Linked DNA regions of Homo sapiens: regions 2, 3, 4 and 5 are each linked to region 1. A link is a contact called in ENCODE Hi-C or POLR2A ChIA-PET data. All regions are on one chromosome and are shown on one strand. Each heading gives the region's core, a stretch centred on a gene start or an enhancer-like site at or near the end of the contact. The rest is flanking DNA. Distances are from core to core; before and after follow the strand shown. Region 1 has its middle 68 kb from the start of LETR1. Region 2 has its middle 300 kb from the start of LINC00924. Region 3 has its middle 260 kb from the start of LINC02852. Region 4 has its middle 240 kb from the start of LINC00924. Region 5 has its middle 170 kb from the start of LINC00924.

The links. A loop is a pair of places that touch in the nucleus more often than their neighbours do. ChIA-PET counts read pairs that join two places held with the same protein, here RNA polymerase II (POLR2A). Pooled maps may share reads with other maps.
Region 2: a map of endothelial cell of umbilical vein shows a loop between it and region 1 (4-fold over the local background). The contact joins two enhancer-like sites. A Hi-C loop is called at or near these places in 1 of 168 maps with a recorded cell type or tissue (endothelial cell of umbilical vein) and 4 of 50 pooled maps. POLR2A ChIA-PET finds 5 or more read pairs at or near these places in 1 of 52 experiments (activated naive CD4-positive, alpha-beta T cell).
Region 3: a map of ascending aorta shows a loop between it and region 1 (2.2-fold over the local background). The contact joins two enhancer-like sites. A Hi-C loop is called at or near these places in 3 of 168 maps with a recorded cell type or tissue (aorta, ascending aorta and chondrocyte) and 2 of 50 pooled maps.
Region 4: a map of IMR-90 shows a loop between it and region 1 (2.7-fold over the local background). The contact joins two enhancer-like sites. A Hi-C loop is called at or near these places in 1 of 168 maps with a recorded cell type or tissue (IMR-90) and 4 of 50 pooled maps.
Region 5: a map of ovary shows a loop between it and region 1 (9-fold over the local background). The contact joins two enhancer-like sites. A Hi-C loop is called at or near these places in 7 of 168 maps with a recorded cell type or tissue (Right ventricle myocardium inferior, aorta, ascending aorta and 3 more), 1 of 37 single-sample maps with no recorded cell type and 13 of 50 pooled maps.

What each region holds. Positions count from the first base shown.
Region 1 is chr15:95,257,014-95,261,474 of GRCh38, reverse strand. No RefSeq gene overlaps it. Among named protein-coding and RNA genes, the nearest start is that of LETR1, 68 kb to the left of the region's middle. Within about 2 kb of position 1,879, at least 8 of the 41 ENCODE cell types and tissues checked have a DNase peak (open chromatin) inside an H3K27ac peak, as active enhancers do; they include ascending aorta, where a contact is called at or near this core.
Region 2 is chr15:95,732,442-95,736,902 of GRCh38, reverse strand. No RefSeq gene overlaps it. Among named protein-coding and RNA genes, the nearest start is that of LINC00924, 300 kb to the right of the region's middle. Within about 2 kb of position 2,267, at least 2 of the 41 ENCODE cell types and tissues checked have a DNase peak (open chromatin) inside an H3K27ac peak, as active enhancers do.
Region 3 is chr15:94,842,503-94,846,963 of GRCh38, reverse strand. No RefSeq gene overlaps it. Among named protein-coding and RNA genes, the nearest start is that of LINC02852, 260 kb to the right of the region's middle. Within about 2 kb of position 2,248, at least 22 of the 41 ENCODE cell types and tissues checked have a DNase peak (open chromatin) inside an H3K27ac peak, as active enhancers do; they include ascending aorta, where a contact is called at or near this core.
Region 4 is chr15:95,667,018-95,671,478 of GRCh38, reverse strand. No RefSeq gene overlaps it. Among named protein-coding and RNA genes, the nearest start is that of LINC00924, 240 kb to the right of the region's middle. Within about 2 kb of position 2,123, at least 5 of the 41 ENCODE cell types and tissues checked have a DNase peak (open chromatin) inside an H3K27ac peak, as active enhancers do.
Region 5 is chr15:95,602,601-95,607,061 of GRCh38, reverse strand. No RefSeq gene overlaps it. Among named protein-coding and RNA genes, the nearest start is that of LINC00924, 170 kb to the right of the region's middle. Within about 2 kb of position 2,146, at least 4 of the 41 ENCODE cell types and tissues checked have a DNase peak (open chromatin) inside an H3K27ac peak, as active enhancers do.

The sequences.
Region 1 (4,461 bases), core at 630-3,129:
AAGTCTTGGAATCTCATCAGAAATCTCAAATGATTATTTTAGCTCTTTCAACTTTCTCCTCTTCAAAGCCATTAAACAAAGCAACTAATGAGTAAATATATAGGATGGCTTAAGATTTATTTCTTTCTCCACGGTTTATTCAGAAGTAATAAAATATTAGCAAAGGTAGCCAAGGCGGCTCATGCCAGTAATCCCAGTACTTTGGGAGTCTGAAGTTAGAAGATCACTTGAGGCCAGCAGTTCAAGACCAGCCTGGGTAACATAATGAGACCCCCATCTCTACAAAAATAAAATAAAGTAAATTCGCTGTGTGTATTGGCGTGTGCCTCTAGTTTGAGGTACTTGGGAGGCTGAGATAGAAGAATTGTTTGGGCTCCGTAATTCGAGGCTGCTGCAGTGAGCTATGATTGCATCACTGCACTTCAGCTTGAGTGACAGAGCAAAACCTTACCTTCAAAAAAAAAGGCAGAAAATAGTAAAGTTAAAGAAAAAAATGTTAATAGCCAAATCCCGGGTTGATTTTCATAGATTGAAAACTCAATTTTAGAGGAAAAGAAGGGTCAACTGAATCTTCTGTGTGTCAGGTGCTCACTTAATCTTCCCAATGGAGTCAGTACCTATGAAGTACAAATGAGGTGCCAGAAAGCTGCTATGTTCCAGAACCAAGTCTTTTCTTTGAAAGACTAAATTCTCTGCTTTGTCCCTGCTGCTTTGAGAGTTTGGTTACGTATATGATAAGGCCGTGTAATAATCTTGACATCTATGACTTCTATTTGAAGAACACAACTATGCATCTTTTCTGCATCCTAATAGAAGCAGACCTATTCAGAGACAAGAGTCTTTGTGCATAGTTTCAACTTTCATGCACTTTAGTCACCTGTTTTTTTTTTTTTTTTTAAGGCAGATTTTGACTCCAAAAGTCCAGGATGGGGCCTGAGGTTCTGCATGTCTAACAATTTCCCAGCTGATGCCAAAGCTGCTGATCAGAGTCTACACCTTAAGAAGTAAGGACTGTCAGAGAGCAGTGAGCTGAAGTGCCAGGGTAGAGACTTGGGATAAGGGGCCAAAAGGACTGGCTTCTGTCAAAGTTAAAACTTGGCGCCCCTAGGGAAATTCCTTCAGTGGATTGTGGAGCCATTTGCAAAACAAGGGCTAGTGTAGTCCTCTGGTTGGCTTTTTCACCAGCAGGCTTGAGGTTCTCTACCCATACACAGCTCTCCTGAAGTCCACCGCTGTTTTGTTTGGACAGGCTGGTCTCAAGTCTGAGCTTGCACACAAAGAGCTTATCACCAACACTGGCCTTTCTCTGGCAGCTGTTTTCCTTCCGAGTCCCAGGGCTCTAGTCTGAGGGCAGGAAAAAGGCTTGCTGGAGAAAGAAGGGGTGCTATCAGCAAGCTGTGGTAGATGCCTGGCTTCAAGACCTTGCGGGGGAGTACCTCTCCCACACATACCTCCTTACACACACCCCAAAGATCAGCTTCTCCACTATGTCCTTGCCCTAGAATAAGTATGAAATAAGCAGTTTGATAAATCTATCGGTTTTGTCCATAAAAGCTGGCGAAGAAGCAGAGACTAAATTACTTCCTATAATAAAACAAGGAATTTCTATAAATTACAAGGACTGAATGTCAAGTCCTACAGAAAAACCTGCTCATGGGCATATGTGTCCGTGATGGAACAACACATATCCCACCAGCATGAGGTCAGGCATATGAAATCAGTATGAGGTATATGAGTGCCACATCTAGGAGAACTGATAAAAATCAGAGTCGTTGTCAGCTGTGTAAATTGAGAGGAAAAGGCGCCTTCAGCGACTTCCTTTGGGGAAGGCTTGTTTTGTGCTGGTGAACTGCTCCCCCTGGTGGATCAGAAATCGTCATGGTCGGGATTCCATTCTGAAGGGAGCAAACATGCTCTGGAGAAAACTGGGCAGTTGCAGGTATAGAGATATCCTCCCAAAAAAAGCTAATTTCTGAGCCCCCAGAAATACATTGAATACCTTCTGGGACCCTAACTGAGTCTTAGTGTGGCCATGATGTGAATTGCAAAGTTTGTCTTCCCACATTATTGGAGTTGTCTTGTGTATTCTCATTATTATGGTTGTTTCAAAATTGTGGCTGTATATTGATTTGAGAGATACGGAAAAGTCTTAAGTCCTGTATTTTATTTTATTTCCACTTTAAAAGCAATTCTGGATATTTACAAGGGGAAAAAGACCAACAGCGAGGAGAACATTTTTCTGTGAAATCATTTGTTTCCCTTACTGTCTACTTTTAACTGCTCTCTCTGAGGTGGTCATGTCGATTGTGATTAATTTATGCCTGGGCCTCTTGTTCTACTTCCCTCAACCTAAAAATAAGTTTTGTGATTTTCTCAGGATGAAATTTCTACTTTCATTATTTATGTCAGTGCCAATAGAGATAGTTTATGTTGTTGTTTTCATTAAAGAGATTTTTTGTATGCCCTGCCATGCACAAAGAGGAGATTTTGCAGGTCAGGCAGAGATGAAAATCTCTGACAACACTCTTACTCTTTCGAACATTCTGCAATGAGGATTGCAGCTTCAGTCCAAACAGTGTATAAGCTAAATAAGGAAGTGTTTTAAATATTTATTTAACAAGACATATTTTAAATAACCTACATATGTAAATAGAGTTCTTAGCCTGTACATTATTGCCAGGTCGATTCTCATGTTCTGATATATAATTAATTACTGGTTTATTCCTCTGTAAACCGAAGCAGGGAATAATTCCGTGATGCCAGGTCACTGATGTCAGCAAAATGTAATACCCTTTGTCAGTGGGATCTGTGCAGGAGAAATTGAGACTGTAAAATCTGTGATGGTGGGTGCCAAAAGGTGTCCAAAAAACAAGTTCCTATCTCCATTTTAGTTGTTTTCTCCTGATGTGTAGACTTTTTCTCTATGTTACCTAAGTGGGATTAGAATGCACATTTTTTATGTTAATGCAAACTCAGAATGCCTATGCAGTCTAAACTATGCATTTTATAAGTCACCTAAAGTGTCATCTAAAGTAAATGCATATCATGACCATTTTAAGCAGCACTATTATATTTAGAAACAATAACAACACAAATATCAATCATTTTGGTAATTCTTGATCATTGAAAAAATGAATTTTTAAATGTTTAAGCAAAATCCACAAGTCATTTTTAACTTTTTGAGAGAAAAATATGGCGATATGTATGTATATATATATAATTTTGTTTTCACTTAAATGAGCACCTGTCTTTCAAATTACTCTACTAAAAACTTCTAAAGGGCAAAAATTCTGAACATCAAATTTGTCAAGGGTATAGATAGCCCTAGGAAAGAAAAAAGCAGGCAAAAATGTGGCACCTTTTCTCCTTAGACTTCATTTCTGATGATGTAAAATAAGTAATCATCTCCAATACCTTAGCACTTTGCTCGTTTGGGTCAGTGGTGCAACAAGCATATTTCATTTAAACATAGCACATGTCAGTTACCAAAAACCCAACTCAAAGTTTTTATTCCAAGCTCTCTGAATTAGCTCCTCAACTAAATTCTAGCTAGTGGATTAATGACATAAAATATCTTGGCTCATGGCCACAACATCCGGGAAATTTAGTGTGGAAAATCATGTAAAATGATTGGTTTATGCCATCATAACATACCAACCTATTGGTCATGTCACCTTTTAACCATCATCTACTTGTTTTGCCACGCTTAAAAATGTTCTATATTAAATCCATAATAGATCTTTTTGCTATTCTTGCGGGGCACTTTTGGCTCATGACTGTAATCCCAGCACTTTGGGAGGCTGAGGCGGGTGAATCACTTGAGATCAGGAGTTTGAGACCAGCCTGGCCAACATGATGAAATTCCATCTCTGTCAAAAAATACAAGAATCCAGGCATGGTGGCACACACCTGTAGTCTCAGCTCCTCAGAAGGCTGAGATGGGAGAATCCCTTGTATCTGGCAGGCGGAGGTTTTAGTAAGCCAAGATCACGACATTGCACTCCAGACTGGGCGACAGAGTGAGACCCTGTGTCAAAAAAAAAAAAAAAAAAAATCTTTGTGCTATTCTGCTTTGGGAAGAAATATTAAAGTGCTGGGAAAATAAAAAATGGCAGTAACAAAAAAATAGAATTTTATGGTCTGAGTGATCATCAGAAGCACTGTTAGATGCTGCGTCCATCTTTTCGTTGATGGTACATTTTGGTGCTTAAAATAAATGCCATTTCTGTAATTAACGAATAGGGCTAGTGAGGTATAAATTCGTCTTGGCAGGTTTGAACTCAGTGCTGTTGTGCAGTTGTATGAACAAGGAAATTAAATGTGAAAAATGGCCAATCTGTCTATCCTCTGGGTTCCCTCAACAACGCGGCCTCATGAAGTACCTGCTGCCATATTGACCTCAGTACACACACAGAAGAGCCAAGGGAATTGCTTCTTTGGGGACTGGAGGTGAATTTTTAG
Region 2 (4,461 bases), core at 1,018-3,517, 480 kb before region 1:
AATTTATGTATGTGAACACCAAGACTCTAAGTTCGGTGCCTTGCCTAGAGTCAGCCCACTGGTGAGGAGCAGGCTGCACAGTCCATGCTCACCATTGAGTCACACTGCATTGACTAAACAATGCTTACAGCAGAAATGTGTACACCGTTGTTCCCTAACAGCCAGTTCTACATGGAGTGGCCAGAGTAATTTTGGTAAAATATAAAGGAGATAACAGCAGTCTCAGGTTCTAAACCTGGCAATGGCTTTATGTTGCACTTGGGATAAAATCCACATTGTTAAGCCCAGTCTACATTGCCTGGCTCTCTCTGGTTCCTGATTATCTCTTGATATGGTTTGAATTTGTGTCCCCACCCAAATCTCATGTCAAATTTGAGGAGGGGTCTGGAGGGAGGTGATTGGATCATGGGGGTGGATTTCCCCTTGCCGTTCTTGTGGTAGTGAGTGAGTTCTCATGAGATCTGATGGTTTAAAAGTGTGTGGCACTTCCCCCTTCACTCTCTGTCTCCTGCTGCCATGTGAAGAAGGTGTTCGCTTCCCCTTTACCATCAGCCATGATTGTAAGTTTCCTGAGGCCTGCTTCCTGTTAGGTCTGTGAAACTGTGAGTCAATTAAGCCTCTTTTCTTCATAAATTACCCAGTCTCAGGTAGTTCTTTATAGCAGTGTGAGAATGGACTAATACATCTCTATCACCTATATCCTACCTGACAGATCTCTCTTCCTCATATGTTGGCTCTCTCAAGCCCCAACCACAGTATTCTTTGTATTAGTCTTCTCCTGTCTCAGGTTAGTTTGTCCTCTCTTTCTGAAATATTATTCCTCCAGTTCATTGCCTGGATTTCTCCTTTACCTCATTAAGATCTCAGATACATTACCTCTTCCAAGACGACTTCCTTGACCATTCCTATCTATAGTAGACCTTTCCCCTCTTTTACTGTCTATCCCTGTATCCTGCCTTGGTTTTCTTCTTAGAATTTAATCAGGACCAGACACCACTTCGTGCAGGTATTTGATAGTTTGTATGGTTCCATCACTGTCCTGCAAGTTCTGAAGTTCAGGGACTTCTCACATCTTATTTATTTCTGTATCCCCAGCACCTAGAACAGTGTCTGGCACTTTGTAGGTTCTCAATAACTCATTAAATAAATATCCAATAACCTACCATTCCATTAGGGCCATCTGAGCGATTGGGAGCTGGCTTCAGTCTTGATGATTAATTGGATTGTTCATTTTCATATACAATAAAGGGTGTCATGTAGGTTTCATAGAACCATATCATTTGAACATCTAATCAGGACATATGGTCCAAGGAAGTGTAGTTTTATTTAATGGGAGAGAAGTTTTGAGATAGATTGTCTATGAGAAAGCTTAAGGTCTAAAGTGGCTGTTTCATTGCTCAGCATTTTTGCAAGGGGAATAGATGTCACAGTGTCATTCTCCTTGATTCAATTACATCAGGATATAAGGTAAGAAGCCACATTTTAAAAAGGAAACTAACATGTAATGAGCGATGAACAGTCACTGCTCCATGTACCTTACATATATTTCCTCATTTAGTTTCCATAAGATAGATATTCTTCTCCCCAACCAACAGATAAGTCAAGTGCCTTGTGGTTGAAGCACTTGGCCACAGTAATACCTGCTCCGATTGGTAGAGCTAACATTGGTACATATGACTGTCTAGTCCTGAAGCCAGAGCACAAAAAATGGGAACTCATCCAAACCCACACATCTCTTTATCAGATATCCCCACTCCATTCACTTTCCCCAAAGTCACACCCCAATTCCAGCACCTCCCCTTCCCCTCCAATACACAAAAGTACACACACACAACAAAGCAACCTCAAATCTATGGAGGACAGCCAAGGATTTGAGGCTGAGGTTTCCTGTGCCAAGCACTCTCCCACTAAGCTGGGAATATAACACCTTCTTTTGACTTCAGTAAAGCTTCAACACAAATCTTAAACCTCATACACTCCTTTTAATCTGATTGTTACCATCCTGTGCAGTGGCAAAGTAAAGAAAGGACGTGCTTTTAAAATGGGGACACTAAGAAGATATAAGTAGGATACACAAAACACACACTTAGAGCAATTCTCAATGGGGTTAATGCATGATCTCTCCTGACCACACTTCCTCCTTCCTGTCTCCCTCTTCCTGTGCAGTAATAAGTAAATAAATGAACCAACAAGCCGCACTCTCCTATGTTTTCTTTTGAGAGAATAATATAACCTAAAAGTTTAATTGTTTCATTTTGCCCCCGCTGAGGAAAGCAAGTGCACCTACTTATGAGTCACACAGAGAGGCGATTCCTTTATATATATGATTTCATTTGTCTTTACCATGGGCCTTTAAATGCAGGCATTAATGATAAAGAGAATGCAGCTCAGAGGGAGTTCACTTAAGATGAAACAGCCAGTAAATAACTCAACTGGGATTCAAATTCAAATACGATGATTTCAACATCCACATTTTTCCACTTTCTTCTAATATGCAATAAATAAGTAAGCACATGTAGGTTGGGGCATAGAAAGTTGACTTTTTAAATTTGTTTAATTTTAATAAAACTCAGGCTACAGTTAAAAAAAAAAAAAGGAGGCAGAGAGTGGTAAAGATGGCTGCCTTGGGCACACATGGTGTCACCAGGACACGTGTTGAGATGACATCTCAACAGCTTGTTGGAAGGCAGATATTTCTGTATTTTACCTGCTGCCTGACCCACTCATGCAGGCCGGCAGTAGTTGACACAATCAAGCAATGAACTGCCTGACAGGAAGTAGCTTCTGTGCACTTCTATGCTCTCTGACTGGGAGAGGGGACTTCCTGGTGAGTAAAGCTAACAGCAGATGAATTAGTGCTTTTTACCAGCAGGAGTTGTGGACCCCTTCGTTTCTGAGGTGAAACCACCAAATACCAACTCAATCATGTCAGTGCTGTGACACCTCTTTGTCACAGGTTGACATGGGGTTTCTGAGGGGAAAGCTGGAAAAAAGCGGATATGAAATAAATGTTTATCAAAGCACATAGGGGAATAAAAGACTCAATTCTTTCTTTTCTCAAAATTACCTGAGGTGACAGACCACCAGGGAGCTGAACAGTGCAGAAAGTTGGGAACTTGGTTAATTCTATCGCGTGGCTGACTGAAACCTACACGCCGCCCTCCAAAGAACCACGCAGCCATCAACAGTCTAGTTTTCCTTCCAAGTGGCTGACATGGAAAATCAGACACAATGTGCTTCCCTGAATGCCCCAGATTCAGACAGACAACTTGAAAACATAACTTACAGATTCATTTCTGTCTCAATTTTAAATGAGGGCTATTTGAGACATTAAAAAAATTTTTTTCCCTTCCCATTTTTTTTATGAGATGAATGAGCTCAGTCGTGAGCTTAATTCTTATTTCTGGTATAGAGATTCTAGTATAACTGTCTTGTAGAGTTAACTTCAGAGTCGACTCTTTTCCTTCCTCAACTTCACGCAGTATGCTTCACCGTGCTACTGATTTAAAACATAATTTGATGCCATCCTTTGCCATAACTGTTGAATCTGAGTGATTTCTTGAAGTCTGCACCCTTCTTAATACCAAATGTGCAGATGCTAAAATGACAACTCTCAGGTCAGATATTAAAATGTACAACTTCTCCTACTCTTGTAATGCTTGGTTGATAGGCAGTTATTGTCCTGAAAACCAGTCATTGGAGTTGAAAGATAAATATTATTTCATATCTTATTGAATAAAATATATTATATCACAGGTGATGGAGACAGATTGACTCAATAAATTCTAATAGTGTATGCTGAGAAATAGTTGCAATAAAAATGCTGATGACTTCACACAGGGAGAATATTGAATGTCATTAGCATGCTATTTCCTCTGTTCTGATCTCCCTGTCATGTTCTTCACACTGTTATCATCTCTATCAGTGGATTTTTCTTTGGTTTATTGGCATGAGAAAAATGGCATATTTTAGTGTTTTAAATTATCCAGTACTTTACTGATTGCAGAAACGATGCAGTGGTGTAAGATATGGGAAATTAATATAGGATTTTACATTTAGCAAGAGCATCAGCCTTACTTGAAAGGGCTGGAAAAATGTGAGATACCACTGAGCTCTACAGTCTGTTCTCATCATGAAATTTTCTCCAAATTCTCATTTTTTCTCATTTTTATTAACTGGCTCAGTTTAGGATAAATGGAGAATTTTTCAAAGAGATTAGCTTAAAGAATTTATGAAAGAGCTTAAAAAGTTAGTTTTAAGAAGTTATTTTAACAGAGGTTAGTGACATAGATCTTATTTCATGAGATGCAAGAAGATATAGGTAATGGAACTTCTAAGGTTTGTCTTAATTTCTATTGTTTTGTATATTACTTGGGATAGGTAATAAACACATGTAATCCTGACAGAATTTAACACTTAAGTCAAAACGCCTAAATTAATCTATAAGATGAGTATTATGTT
Region 3 (4,461 bases), core at 999-3,498, 410 kb after region 1:
TTTTTTCTTTTTGAGACAGAGTCTCACTCTGTTGCCCAGGCTGGAGTGCAGTGGTGGGATCTCGGCTCACTGAAACCTCCACCTCCCGGGTTCAAGTGATTCTCATGCCTCAGCCTCCACCGGATGCTAGGATCACAGGCACACGCCACAACAACCTGGCTAATTTTTGTATGTTTTGTAGAAATGTGGTTTCACCATGTTGGCCAGCCTGGTGTGGAACTCCTGACTTCAAATGATCCACCCACCTCGGCCTCCCAAAGTGCTGGTATTACAGGCATGAGCCACCACGCCCAGCCAACATTTGAACCTCTCTGTAGTAATCTGACCCCAAGGTGAAAGTACACATATGAGATTTCTCATGTGTATTCTTCCCCCATATTATATAGCACTTATCAAATCGAATTTTAGTTATTGGTCATTGTCTTTCAGTGAGTTACTGCTTTAGGTACGAAGAGTGTCTTATTCATCCGTGCATCCTCTGTCCCCAAAGAGCATTTGGACCTTACTGAGAATTCAGCATGAGTTAACTGGGGTGACCTCACCTGCTGGGGTTGGGGGGCGGGGGGTTTGAATAATGTAGGAGATTGGGTTGGCATTTCTCTAGAACAGCACACAGGGCCCAGCTTTACACAAAAGAGACCCAATCATTCATTAAAGGGTAATTTAGGCCACATTCACCCAACTTGGATGAAAATTTCCAGAAAATGGAAATTCTGGCTTATTGTCCAGGTTGATTAATCGGTTTCAAATTTATTGGTGCTCATTTTGCTTGAATACTTGCCATAGACATGACAACATGTCCCTTTCATAGAAACGACAAATTCCACTTCAATTCCACAGCCCTTCATCAAAAACCCAGAGACAGCCTAAATCCTAAATCGTGCAGACAGTCATTAATACAGCAAAGCATATGCGTAATGAAGTCATTTGCTCCTCTGATCTATGAAATTCGGCTCGGTTACAAGCTTCCCTAGATAACCCGTTCAGGAACAGCAAGGGCTAGACAAACGTCCTGCACTTCAGTGATCAAAAAAAAATTAAATTAAAACCCAAATCATGGCAACCCAGAGGTGAAAAAATAAGTTGGAAGGCCTCATTTCAGAGTATGGACTCAAGCTGGCAAGCCAGGATTCTGATCTGGGCTGCCTCATTTACTACCTCTCTACCAGCGTGGTTTCTTTTATGTCCTCCTTTCCTCATCTAGAAAATGAAGATAAAAATACCACGGAACTCACAGGGTTGTTAAGGAGCGTAAAGAGTTCATACAGTTGAAACTCTTAGAATAGTGCCTGGCACACTATAAAACTACATCATTTTAGAATTAGTACCAAAAAGACGAAAAAAAAATCTGTTAGGCAAGGGATCTTCAGAATGCCCCCTTTTAAGAAATTCAAAGACGCCCCCTACCAAAAAAAAGTAATACATTTTTTAAGAAGCTGTCATAGTAGCTTGAGAATCACAAATGGTATCAAGGGCCGTACGGAAACAAAGAGGAACTTCTACGAAGGGCTTGAGATATTCTTCTCCGGCCTGGTCATTACATTAAAAGCCCTCTCCGTGCAAAGTGACTGCGCCGTCTGTTTGGCCATCGATGGATAGATAAGCGGCGGCAGGATGTGTTAATTTCTTGTTAAGCGCGTGTGCATGTGCACCCGGCAAACAATAGGCTCCAGGAGGCAGAGCTGCGCCGCCCCGGCCCCCACCGGCGCCCCATTTCCGGACTCTTGGCCACACACATCCCCCCTTTGTTTTCCCGGGGCCGGCCGCGCGTGTCGCTGCCGCGGCCACCCCACCAAGCTTTTCCGCCGGCCGCGCCTCGCCAGGAGGCCGCGAGGTCGCAGGGAGGAAGAGCGGGAGGAAGCAGCGGGCGGCGGCGGCGGGGCCTGGCCAGGGGGCGGCGGGCGACCGGGGGACGGGGGACTGGCGGCCCTGGGCCCGCGGAAGCGCCGCCGCCTCCCGCCGCGCTCGGGGAAGGCCTGCGCGCCGCGATAAGGCGCTTCCCCGGCCCATTGTCTGCGCGCCGCGGACGCCCAGTGAAAGTTCTCCGGGCCCGGCGGGGCGCGCAGCCCCACCCGCACCTGGAAGCCGGCGCCCTCCGGGGACGCTGGCCACTGTGACCCCCACCCCCGGCCGCCCACCCTCCAAAAGCGGAAGGGCGGAGGGGTCGCCTCTTGGGTGTCACCGGCCGGCGCACTCCAAAGGACTTTTAAAGGAGCTTTGTTAAACGGATCCTAAGTCCAGCTATTTGCTGGGGAAAATGCCTTTGGCTTCGGGCCAGGGCAGGTCCTCTCAGTTCTGGGAGAGTCAAGGCCACTTGCGTTTATGAGCCTCCTGGTTAATAAGTTACAAAAAGAAAAATGAAATGTGGAAGCAAGAAGTGTCATGTTGTACAAATTAATGTGCTTAATATACATACACGAGGGACACACATAAATATAATTTTGCTATTTACTAGCAGGATTTTTAAAAATGCCAGCTTTAAATTCCAAGCAATTGTGGTTGGAAATGAGACACATGTTGAAAGTTGCGTGATGTGTTTTTTCTTTCTTCATTCCGTTGAGTGTATAGCTGAGACCGTGTAACCTCATTTGGAGGTCACTGACGTTTTCAGTATAAATTTGAGACTCTTTATGTATGGCAGACCAGGACCAAGGGACTCTAATCCTTTACCCCCCACCCATGCCCCAGGCCGGAACCAGGATGAGCTGATATATGTGTATTTTTTTTTCTTCAGGGTAGCAGCATTTCAAGCCCATTCTCTCTATGTTGGCTGCTTCTGTGTGTTTGCCAGCTCTACAAGGATGTTCGTTACTGATCATTTACACAGAATACGGAAATAGCATAGAAAAGAACATCCCATTCATTCATACATCTATTATATATTGGACTAGTCCTATTATGTTTATTTCAAACAACCTGTCTATCATCTACTGCATGTAATACTCTAAATGAGCTTCTCTACTACAGTAAGGGCCTTTTAAAATACAAATGTCTCAATGGAAAAATATTCATCATCTATAGCACACCTGTCTGGCTGCCCAGTTCTAGCCCTGTTTGTTCACCGTCTTTGAGCTATTTGGTAACTCTGTAAATTATAGGTAACTGATAGCAGTGTCCTTTCTAGGATATAGTTAACCGAACACCACCACCTCCCTGGTGGAAAAGTTTCGTCTCCATTTACAATTCATCTCAACATTCTTTTATACATTTATGTATATTCCATATACATTTATGTTCTTTTGACTTTTCCTTTGAACTGGTTATGATATCTGCCTCTTTCCTTCGTATTATAGCAGTAACAGACATTCTTTAATATGTCTTCATATTTGTATCTGTATGAGAGTCATGATTTTATCGTTTTTTGAAAATTATCTTTTAACAGGCTTTCCAGTTATGTGTATCACAAATCAAAGGGAAAACAGGAAGGAAAGGCAGGAAAAAAAAATTAGTGACAATTTTAGTTCACAATCAGATGTAGGAGGTAAATCCATTAATTTGTTCATTACATATATGGAGCACTACCTGAGGGGTTATGACTGTGGTATGCTAATGCAAGGCACTTATTGTCTCTCTGAATTATTTTTATTAACTAATAAAAAATTGGAGGTAGGAAGAGCTCCAGAATTAGTGCCAGATCACTATTCAAGTCCTGATAGTGCCACTTACAGATTGTGGCCCAAGCAAGTTACTTAATCCTCAGAGCCTCAGTTTTCTTAGCTATAAAATGGGACTGCTAATAATTTCCTGCCCAGGATTATTAAAGGAATAAATGAGATAGTCTTTGTGAAACTGCTGCTACTGCATCTCTTGCTTAGGGAATATTGGTTGACTTTATATTGTATTCTGTTCTTTATTTGGAGTAAATACTTGGGAAATAGCAAGATAGTGTAAGATATCCAAACTGAGAGGCTACGAATATATAGTAGAAACAGGAGTTTGAGGCAGACATAAATTTAACTTTTAGGGTCTGTATTTAGCTGTGTGTCTTAGACCAAGTAAAACCATCCCTTTGAACCACTACTACCTCTTCATTTGAACAAAGAGATTAAAACATTTATCTGGGAAAATTGTGACGACTGAAAACAATAAGCACTGCCCAACAGAAAGAACACATTCAATCAATGGTACCTATCAATAAGACATTTCAAAATAACTAAGCTTCTAATTATAACCATAATGTGCAGTAATGTATTTCACAGACAAGTTGAATGCTATGATGCTATGATTCCTTCTTTTTTTTTTTTGGGTGGGGAAGGAGTCTCACTCTGTTGCCCAGGCTGGAGTGCAGTGGCATGATCTCAGATCACTGCAACCTCCACTTCCTGGGTTCAAGTGATTCTCCTGCCTCAGACTTCTGAGTCGCTGGGATTACAGGCGCTTGCCACCATACCTAGCTAATTTTTGTATTTTTAGTAGAGACAGAGTTTCGCCATGTTGGCCAGGCTGGTCTGGAACTCCTGA
Region 4 (4,461 bases), core at 874-3,373, 410 kb before region 1:
TATCATGACATGAGTGTAATGTAATTTGCTATGCTTTGCCTGCCAAGACATCTTAGGTGCTCAGATGTTGCATCACCTGAGGTGCTCAACTCCATCCATAGCCAGTAAATAGCTGAAAAGGAAGGAAACTGTTTATTGTGGGTCTACCCACATGTCTACTTGGCAAGCCCTTGTTTTTTGTTATTGTTTTTGTTTTTGTTTTGAGACAGAGTCTTGCTCTGTGGCTCAGGCTGGAGTGTGTAGTGGTGCGATCTCGGCTCACTGCAACCTCTATCTCCCAGGTTCAAGCGATTCTCCTGCCTCAGCATTCCGAGTAGCTGGGATTACAGGCGCATGCCCCCATGTCTGGCTAATTTTTGTACTTTTAGGGGAGACGGGGTTTCACCATGGTGGCCAGGCTGGTCTTGAACTCCTGACCTCAAGTGATCCACCTGCCTAAGCCTCCCAAAGTGCTAGGATTACAGGCGAGAGCCACCGCGCCCAGCCTAAGCTCTTGTTATCTAAACACTCCTTGAAAATAAATTCTACATTCAGCAGCCCAGATTTATCACCTTCTTTCCTTGTTCAGTGTTTAGCAATCCAGTTTCTGCTCCCAATGTTGTGTCAAAAGATCTCTTAGCCAATCACCAATGACCTCCTAATTGGTAAGTCTACTTTATGTTTTTCCTGTCCTTGAATTACGACTTCTCTCTGCTATACTGCATTTTTAATATTCTCCTTTGTTAGGGTTTACTTCCATATTCCTGTTGAATAGGAAAGGGTACTACACTCTCTCTGTTTTCCTTTTATCTATCCACTCCTTTTTATTTGTAAATAAATATTTATTTGGCTTTCTATTATATTCCAGGTACACCTGTGAGCAAGATTGGTAAAGTCCTTGCCCTGAAGGAACCTCCATGTTGGGGTTGGTGAAAGGAATATTAAAGAAACAAATAAACACATAAACAAAGCAATTTTATTTTAGGCTTCTTAACCTTTCTCTACTTCATACATAGGCTTCTTTCTTCCAGCAATCATTTCATCTTAGTGTTTTTTGGGGTTCCCTCTTACTGTCTCTTCTCATTATGCACACTTTTCTATCCTTTCTCATAGTTTCAACAAATCTGTTTAGTCTTGATCTCACCCACAACTCATGTATACAACTGTCCATCCACTGATATCTCTACCTGGTTGTCTGGCAAGCATCAAATTCAAGAAATGTCAAGATAAATTTGTTATATTCTTTCAACTTGCTTCTTCAGGAGGGATCTTCTCAGATGAAAAGTCTACCCTAGCCTAAAAACTACTATATACTCATGGAAAATGCAAATCATTACTCATCATTCCTATGTCTCTAATCTCCCAGAGTACCAAAATAAAGTACTGGTTTTCATCTCTGATCTTCCAGAACAATCCACATTATAAGTACAGTGACTTCTTTATTCTAAAATTTGTAAATAAATAAATGCAACCTCAGGGACATGCATGCACAATGAATCCTTGGAAGCCAAGTTTAAGTCTGGTGTTCCTAACTAATTCTATTCATTTCTGGAAATAGGTATTTACAATAAGATGTTAACATCAGAAATCTTGATTTCTATTTCCCCACACATCTATGTTACAAGTTTCCAGTTAATATCAGGCTCTGAACATCATGGCATCTCACTAAAAACTAGGAATGTACTAGGCCCTTAATAAATATGTGTCCGTTATCTCTTGTGTTTACTTAGAGATCCTGTACCTTGAGGCTGCTGCTGGCCAGTCACTGAGAATGAAACAAAACAATGAGAATGAAAATGAAACTGAGTAACTTGTTTTCTATTTTAACAAAAGGTTTTGAATTTGTGCTGCGAAGTAAAGGATACACGTATGTCTTTGATTAAACATTATGTGATGTATTTTCTGCCCTTACCTCTTGGCTTTGTTATTGTCGAAGATGATTTGAGATCTGTTTTATTTGTTTAACAACTGTTTGGCAATCAAGTGAATCTACTGTATTTTCCACAGCGTAGTCTTTTCCTTTCTTTTTCTTAAAAACCTAACAAAACAAACAACATCAGGGCAGTAGCCTCATGTGTGCTGGCCTGACCTGCTATCCAATCCGATTGGGCACAGGTTTCCATCCTGCTCACCCAGCAACCTGGGATGCAAGTCTACTAGCTGGCTGGGCTCATGTTCCCTCAGCCAGCTGAGTTGCTAGCCTCGGGAAGATGGTATCCTTTTTCAAGACAGAAAGGCAGCTGCTGGAGGCCACGGACCTGGACCTGGAGAAAGGCACACACGGACACCTTAGGTGGCACCCTGTCTATATTGTACCCTAAAACCTCTTCGTTATTTGCAGGAAAACACTTGCAAGGTACAGAGTGAAGTCCAAGCATATTTTATAGAACAGGTTGATTACAGCTATTAGAATCCAATTCCAATCTATATCATCACCTTCTAAAAGCACTCATGTTTTTCCCTCAAAACTTTTGCATGTCGCTTTTATTCTGACCAAGGTGAAATAAATGCCTGATTACTCCCACAAGCCTGAGTCTTCTCCCTCCCTATCCTCTGTCTGTATGCTTTCATCCCTGTCTCTGTTTTTCTGTCCTCTCTCTCCCTCTTTCCTCATACTCCAAAGGAGAAAAGGGCTGAGGAAGAAGATGTGAAACAGGCTTCATTGCCTTTAGCTGCTTCTAGAATGCTAAACCACTAATAATAACAATATTCACCATAACGAAGAAACGGGTCCAAAAAAGACTAAAAAACCTCTAACTCACATTCAGGTTATTTAAACCCCAGCATTTACAGGAGCTCGTTAAGAGAGATGGTGCATGACAACGCTACCCACGAATAAGGATGAGAACTTTAAAAGCATTTCTTTAAACAAGCAGAAAAAAAGAAAAAGAAATGCACCATCCTCAGACCCAGATGCAGGGATTGGGAAGGGGAGCAGTTATTTGCTAAAGGTGTGCCTCTCCACCCCCATTTTGGGGATCTTTGTATACACAATCCAGCCCCAGACAAAAGGAACAGGGCAGCTTTAGAGTCTTCAGAACTGGGGGCTGAGGAGGCGAGGGAAGAGAGGGGCATGATTGATGGAGTTCTGGTTGGCTTATAAAGGGCAGCCGGGAGTGCAGGGAAATAATCAGGGAAAAGGGCGTCCCGTGCTGGCTTTCTCAGAGGGGCGAAATGAATCCTGCTCCTCTGCATTATTAAGTTGTCAGGCGGGCTGATGATGAAAATCTGAAGGTCAGGCATAACAAGAAGCACCTTATGGGGGGGATCACGACCTTTCTGAAAGTGCTACACTCATGTTTATCTGCACCTAACCCTTATCCACAATTCTTCATTTGATAAGAACATTGGGAGAGGGGGAGGCAGGGAGGGGTGTCTCCTCATATGTATAAGCAGTGAGTGAAATTAGGCTTCCCGTGAAACTGATTGTAGAGGCTCAATTCACAGTGAAAGATAATAAACCAAAAGGACACACGAGGGATGCAGGCAGAAATTGTTCGCTACAGTGAAACTCAATAAAGGGAACAAGAGCTTCCCTAAATGACAAATTTGGTACAGTGGTGCTAAAATCAGGATTCTCCCTGGAATTGCCACAGCAATTCACTCTCGGCAGTACCACTTTTTATTTACTTTGGAGATCCTAATGGCATGGGGTGAGGGCTGCTTTTGGGGAATGTTTATTTCTTTATCTGCTTGCTTTAAACCAAAGACTCAAGGTGAAGGATAATCAGACACATTTTTTTTTTCTATTTGATATTTATTTTTGTTTGTTTTTGAACTGAGAATGGAGCGGCCGTTCTCATGTATCTTGTTCGTGTGTGTGTGTGTGTGTGTGTGTGTGTGTGTGTGTGTGTGTGTGGCGGTGGGGGGGGTGGGGAGTTTGTATTTTTCATGTGAAGAATCCTTTTCCAGGTGTTCTCCATTTCTTGGGAATTGAGGAAGTACTTGGGATTCTCAGCTGGGAATCATAGACAAAATCTCTAACTGATCACAAAAATAAACATATCACTTGTAAAAATAACATTGGAACAATTCACAAGCTACAGTTCAGGCTTCTAGCAACACTTCCAAATCTAGTTGTTTATCCCTGTTTGTAAAACGAGGATTCTTCAGATTTTGACTCTTTGGCAGTACCATAACGTGAAAAATGTAGCATTTACAAAATCATCTACTTTTAAAGTTGAAGATATATTTGAAATTGCACAGAAACAAAATTTTGGCAAAATGAGGACTGAAAATAATTTACCTGTGGAATAAGAAAAACGTTCTCAAAGTCAGTTAAGAATTTGACCTTCCTGGAAAGGAATTCTCTAAAATCTGGAAAGAAGGAAAATGTCATATAATGCCCCTCATATTTCTTTTGCTTATTTCTCTTTTAAGGAGTAAAACCTGATTGTCAACATGATACTTTGAGATGGACCTATTACCAAATGTGCAGACTTCTATTTGAGTGGATGATATTCAACCTGGATTTATATTCTT
Region 5 (4,461 bases), core at 897-3,396, 350 kb before region 1:
AAAACAGGATTTGGTGAATAATTCAATTTTTCAAAATTGGATTTGAAATGCCACCTTTATTATGCATATTTTAATGGCAAAATGCAAAATAATCATGGCATACAAGACATTCTTCTGTGACTTGTGAAGACAATATTGTTAATTTTAATTTTCAAAAATATGTGTACATGGTTATTACTTCCATTAATAGTATGGTTCTTAGAGAAGTTCATGGATATTAATTAGAAACTTAGGCTTTCTTTTATAACTTAAGTTGCAATCTCAACTCTCAAGTGTATGTAAATTTCAACCGAATCATATAAAATAATGCTGACTAGTATTTTTACTGTAAAAATTATAACTAGAATCAGTAGCATAAACCTTGTCTTAGTCATTCCAATGGGACTCTACCCAGTGAAAATATTGTACACTTATGTTGCATATCAAGGTATTAAAAAAGCCATAGTGCGAATAATACCAGCTTGAATGCAATTTATAAACCTTATTTTATGTGTGTGAAAATACTAAAATACTTTATCTCAGATGAAGAATTAGCTTCCTGTCAGGAAAAATTTAAATTAAGACTTCTTGGTTTACAACTTGGCAAAATCACATCTGAAACCCATTTTTTGAAGCTCTATAAATCAGCAGAGCTCAGCAGAGTACAGTTTTGTTGTTATTATTGTATGTGAAAATATTTAGATCTGGACTGGCAGTGTTTCCCAATCGTGCCAAGTAAAAGCAATCACCTAGATATTAAATTCTGAAAAAATCAAAGAATATAAATGCACAGAAAAAAAGAACCCTAAGCACTATTTCTTTCTAAGAGTATGAATGCTATAAATAAATGATGGGCAGAATCTCTAGAATATGCTCAACCGTATCTTTGAAAAATATAAATATTAAGAGAGTGGAAAACTCTTTTTAATCAAATGTCTACCCAGGAGAGCCACCTTTCTTAAAACTATTTTTGAAATAGAAAATATGTAGAATTTTTCCTTTTACCATTTTGCTTTTCTGGACAGGAAACTATGATTTTTTGGGGGGAGGAAGAAGGGTTTCTTTGTTTGTTTATTTAGTTGAGAACTGTCTGTCTATATGAGCCCAGTTATATTTGATGCTTCTGCCCAAGGGTCTTTTTGCAGAATAAAACTAGAACAAGCACACCCATTGCATGGATGGCTGCAAGAGAATCTATTTCACATCTCTTGTATCATAAGTGGAAAAGCAAAGTTTCCATTTTATCATTTCTTACTCTATAAATATGGGTTCTGTCATAGCAAATTAAAATCACATTAACTTGTGATATGTTCTAATAAAATCTCTTGGTTAAAAAAATTGTGCATTATATTTTCTCAGAAGCGGTATAATTTACGAGGTTAAAGCAAGCACTCTGGAACCTGATCACCTGGGTTTCTGCCCTAGCTTCGCCATTTACTGTTTGTGTGGCATGGGGAAGTTATTTAACCTCCCTGAGCCTCAGTTTCCACACCTGTGAAAGGAGAGTAAAACCGTAAGGTTGGAAGGAAACTTGAAAGGCATTAATATATATAAAAGAACTTGGAACACTGCTGGGCACCTTTTAAGTTCCAGAAAAGATACAATTATTCCTGTTTTCTAATTGTAAATGACACAACTTTTAATGTTGGCTTTTTTAGTGTTTTGTAGTTTTGAAATTGACAGCAATAATGTAACTAGACTGTGCTGTTTGATTGGAACAGAAAAAAAAAAATCTTAAAATGACATAAGATAAGCCATGTCAAGTCATCTGATTTAATGCCTCTGACCAGAGTCCCCAGGCCCCTTTTGGTATAATCTTAGGCTAATCAAAGCCAGCAAGTCATCAGACCCTTGGATAACTGAAATAAAGTCCTAAATGTGATTTTATGAGATAACATAAAAATGGAAAATTTTTGTTTTTTTTCCTTTTCTTAAAATAATACTGAAGAAAAATAAAGTAACTAGACCATATTTTATTCTTATTTAACCAAAAGATTAGCACAGTGGGTTACTGGTTTTCTTCTACTTTTTTTTTAAATTTTCCATTAAGCAAATTCTTTTAAAACAAATTTGAACTTTTCCCATCCCAGTGATTCCCACGGACAGTTGGCAAAGAATCTTGGATAACTTGCAAAACTGGGATTTTTTCCAGGCATGAGTAACTTGTTAAAAAGCCACTATTTCCTTAATACTAACAGTAAATAGAGTTCACATCCACATAAATCCTCTGTGGCCCACTGGGGAAAGTTTTATATGTAAATGTGTGTGTGTGTATGTGTGTGTGTTTGTGTGTGTTTGTGTGTGTGTGTGTGTGAAATCTTTTTTTAATTCATAAAACACTTGACTCTCAGCATGTCTGTTTATATTTCACTTCTTAAAAATAAATACACACTTTTATGCCAGTTGAGGTTAAAAGGTATCCTTTTTCCAGTTGCCTGCTGTGTGCCAATGATTTTATGATGGATGGGTTTAGAATACCTGGCTAGAATTCTTGAAGAATATTTCCCTTCAATTTCTTCTATTTTTAAAAAAGAGAATAAAACTTAGTTACCATGTAATTAAAATACATGTTTTCATGAAATTTGATTTTATTGGAAAAGCTCAAGTAAATATTTTCAAGACTTACAGGAAAAACAAAATGTGTAATTTTAAATTCAAATAGCAAAATCAGTTTGCTTTTTGAGCATTGGGATGGAGTGTATGGTAACCTTTAGCAGTTACTATGAGTATAAATCTCCATTTTATCCATGGATAATAATAGGATTTTCCCATTTACAAGATTTGTTAAGGGAGACGTGCTTTAAAGTTATTATTGTAAAAGTCTGTTGTGTAGACGTGTTTAATGAGGCAGGCAGAGGTTAAGGGGGACTTTGCAAGACCACGTAATGATACAGCGTGGGTCAGGGACTAGAACTTACAGGGGGCATTTCTGTCCCATATCATTTGCCAGTGCTGCATCTATAGCAGAATGTTCTATAATCCTCTTTATCTGGGTGTTGAACAAGCAAACTTCTCTTGTCTTTGCACTGCTGGACTGGGTATATTTTGATAACAGGCAGTCCCGTGAGATATCTTGCATTTCCTGCTTCCGGTCAGATGTTCCAGAAGAATAACTTCTCTACATATGTTTTTGCATTTTTGATCACGATCCCAGCTGGAATCAGGAAGTTTGGAGGCAGCATGGAAATGGAAACTCGATGAAACTCACAGCAGCATTGTTTTGACTTGCAAAAATATTTAATTTTCTGGTGGTCCGAAAGGGGAAAAAAGTCCGTATCAGCTATTATCTACTTAAAACTATGCTACTACTTCAGTTCCTTATTCAATATACATTTTTATTTAAAAGAATAGGGTCCCTGTTATGTGGGAAAAGATTGCCCAAGGTCAGGTACCTAACCACAGAGAGACCTGAGGTGGGAACTTTTAAAATTCTTAATTGAGGACTTAATTAAAACAACATTAGGCATTACCACTGGCTTCAATTACTTCTTGTGCCCATATAAAACCTAACATCTTATAACTCCTCTAATGAACCTAATGTATTTAAACAAAGGAAGAAGGAAGAAATAGATAACTCAGTCTTCTCAAAAAGCTTAAAGATGAATTCTCGACATTGTGTTTTTTAAGACATTCTAAAAGAAATGCTTAATACTCAGCTTCACTTTGCTTATTTGTGGTTCCTTTGTGTACAGGTTGTCTAATTAGGATTAACTGAAAATATGTATGGAGTGTTTAGATGGTGGCTGGTCCCGAAAATGCATTAGAAAATGTGAACCCCTTTACTGATGCCTTTTTCTTTTTGGTTACTCACCTCAGGATGTAGGCCTGATACTTTTTAACAAACTGGGATTTTTAGAGACATCAATAAAACACTGTACCTAAGCTGGAGCTCGTTCTTTTGTCTGGCAAGATTCAGATTGAAATAGAATAGGTAGAAGGTAGGTTTTCTTGCTAATTTCTACCACCACTACTTACATTATTAATGTTTTATTAAATTTAGACGCACACATATGGTCATTGTGGCACTATCCACAATAGCAAAGACATGGAATCAACCTAAACACCCATCAATGGTAGACTGGATAAAGAAAATGTGGTACATATACACCATGGAATACCATGCAGGCATAAAAAAGAATGAGACCGTGTCCTTTGCAGGAACATGGTAGAGCTGGAGGTCATCATCCTTAAAAAAACGAATGCAGGAACAGAAAACCAAATACTACGTGTTCTCACTTATAAACGGCAGCTAAAAGTTGAGAACTCCCGGATACAAAGAGGGGAATGACAGACACTGAGGCCTACTGGGCGATGGAGGGTGGGAGAAGAGAGAGGATTAGAAAAAATAACTATTGGGTACTAGACTTGGTACCTGGGTGAGAAAATAATCTGTACAACATACCTCCATGACACACACGAGTTTACCTATGTAACAAACCTATACATGTACCCTGAACCTAAAATAAAAGTTTAAAAAATTTA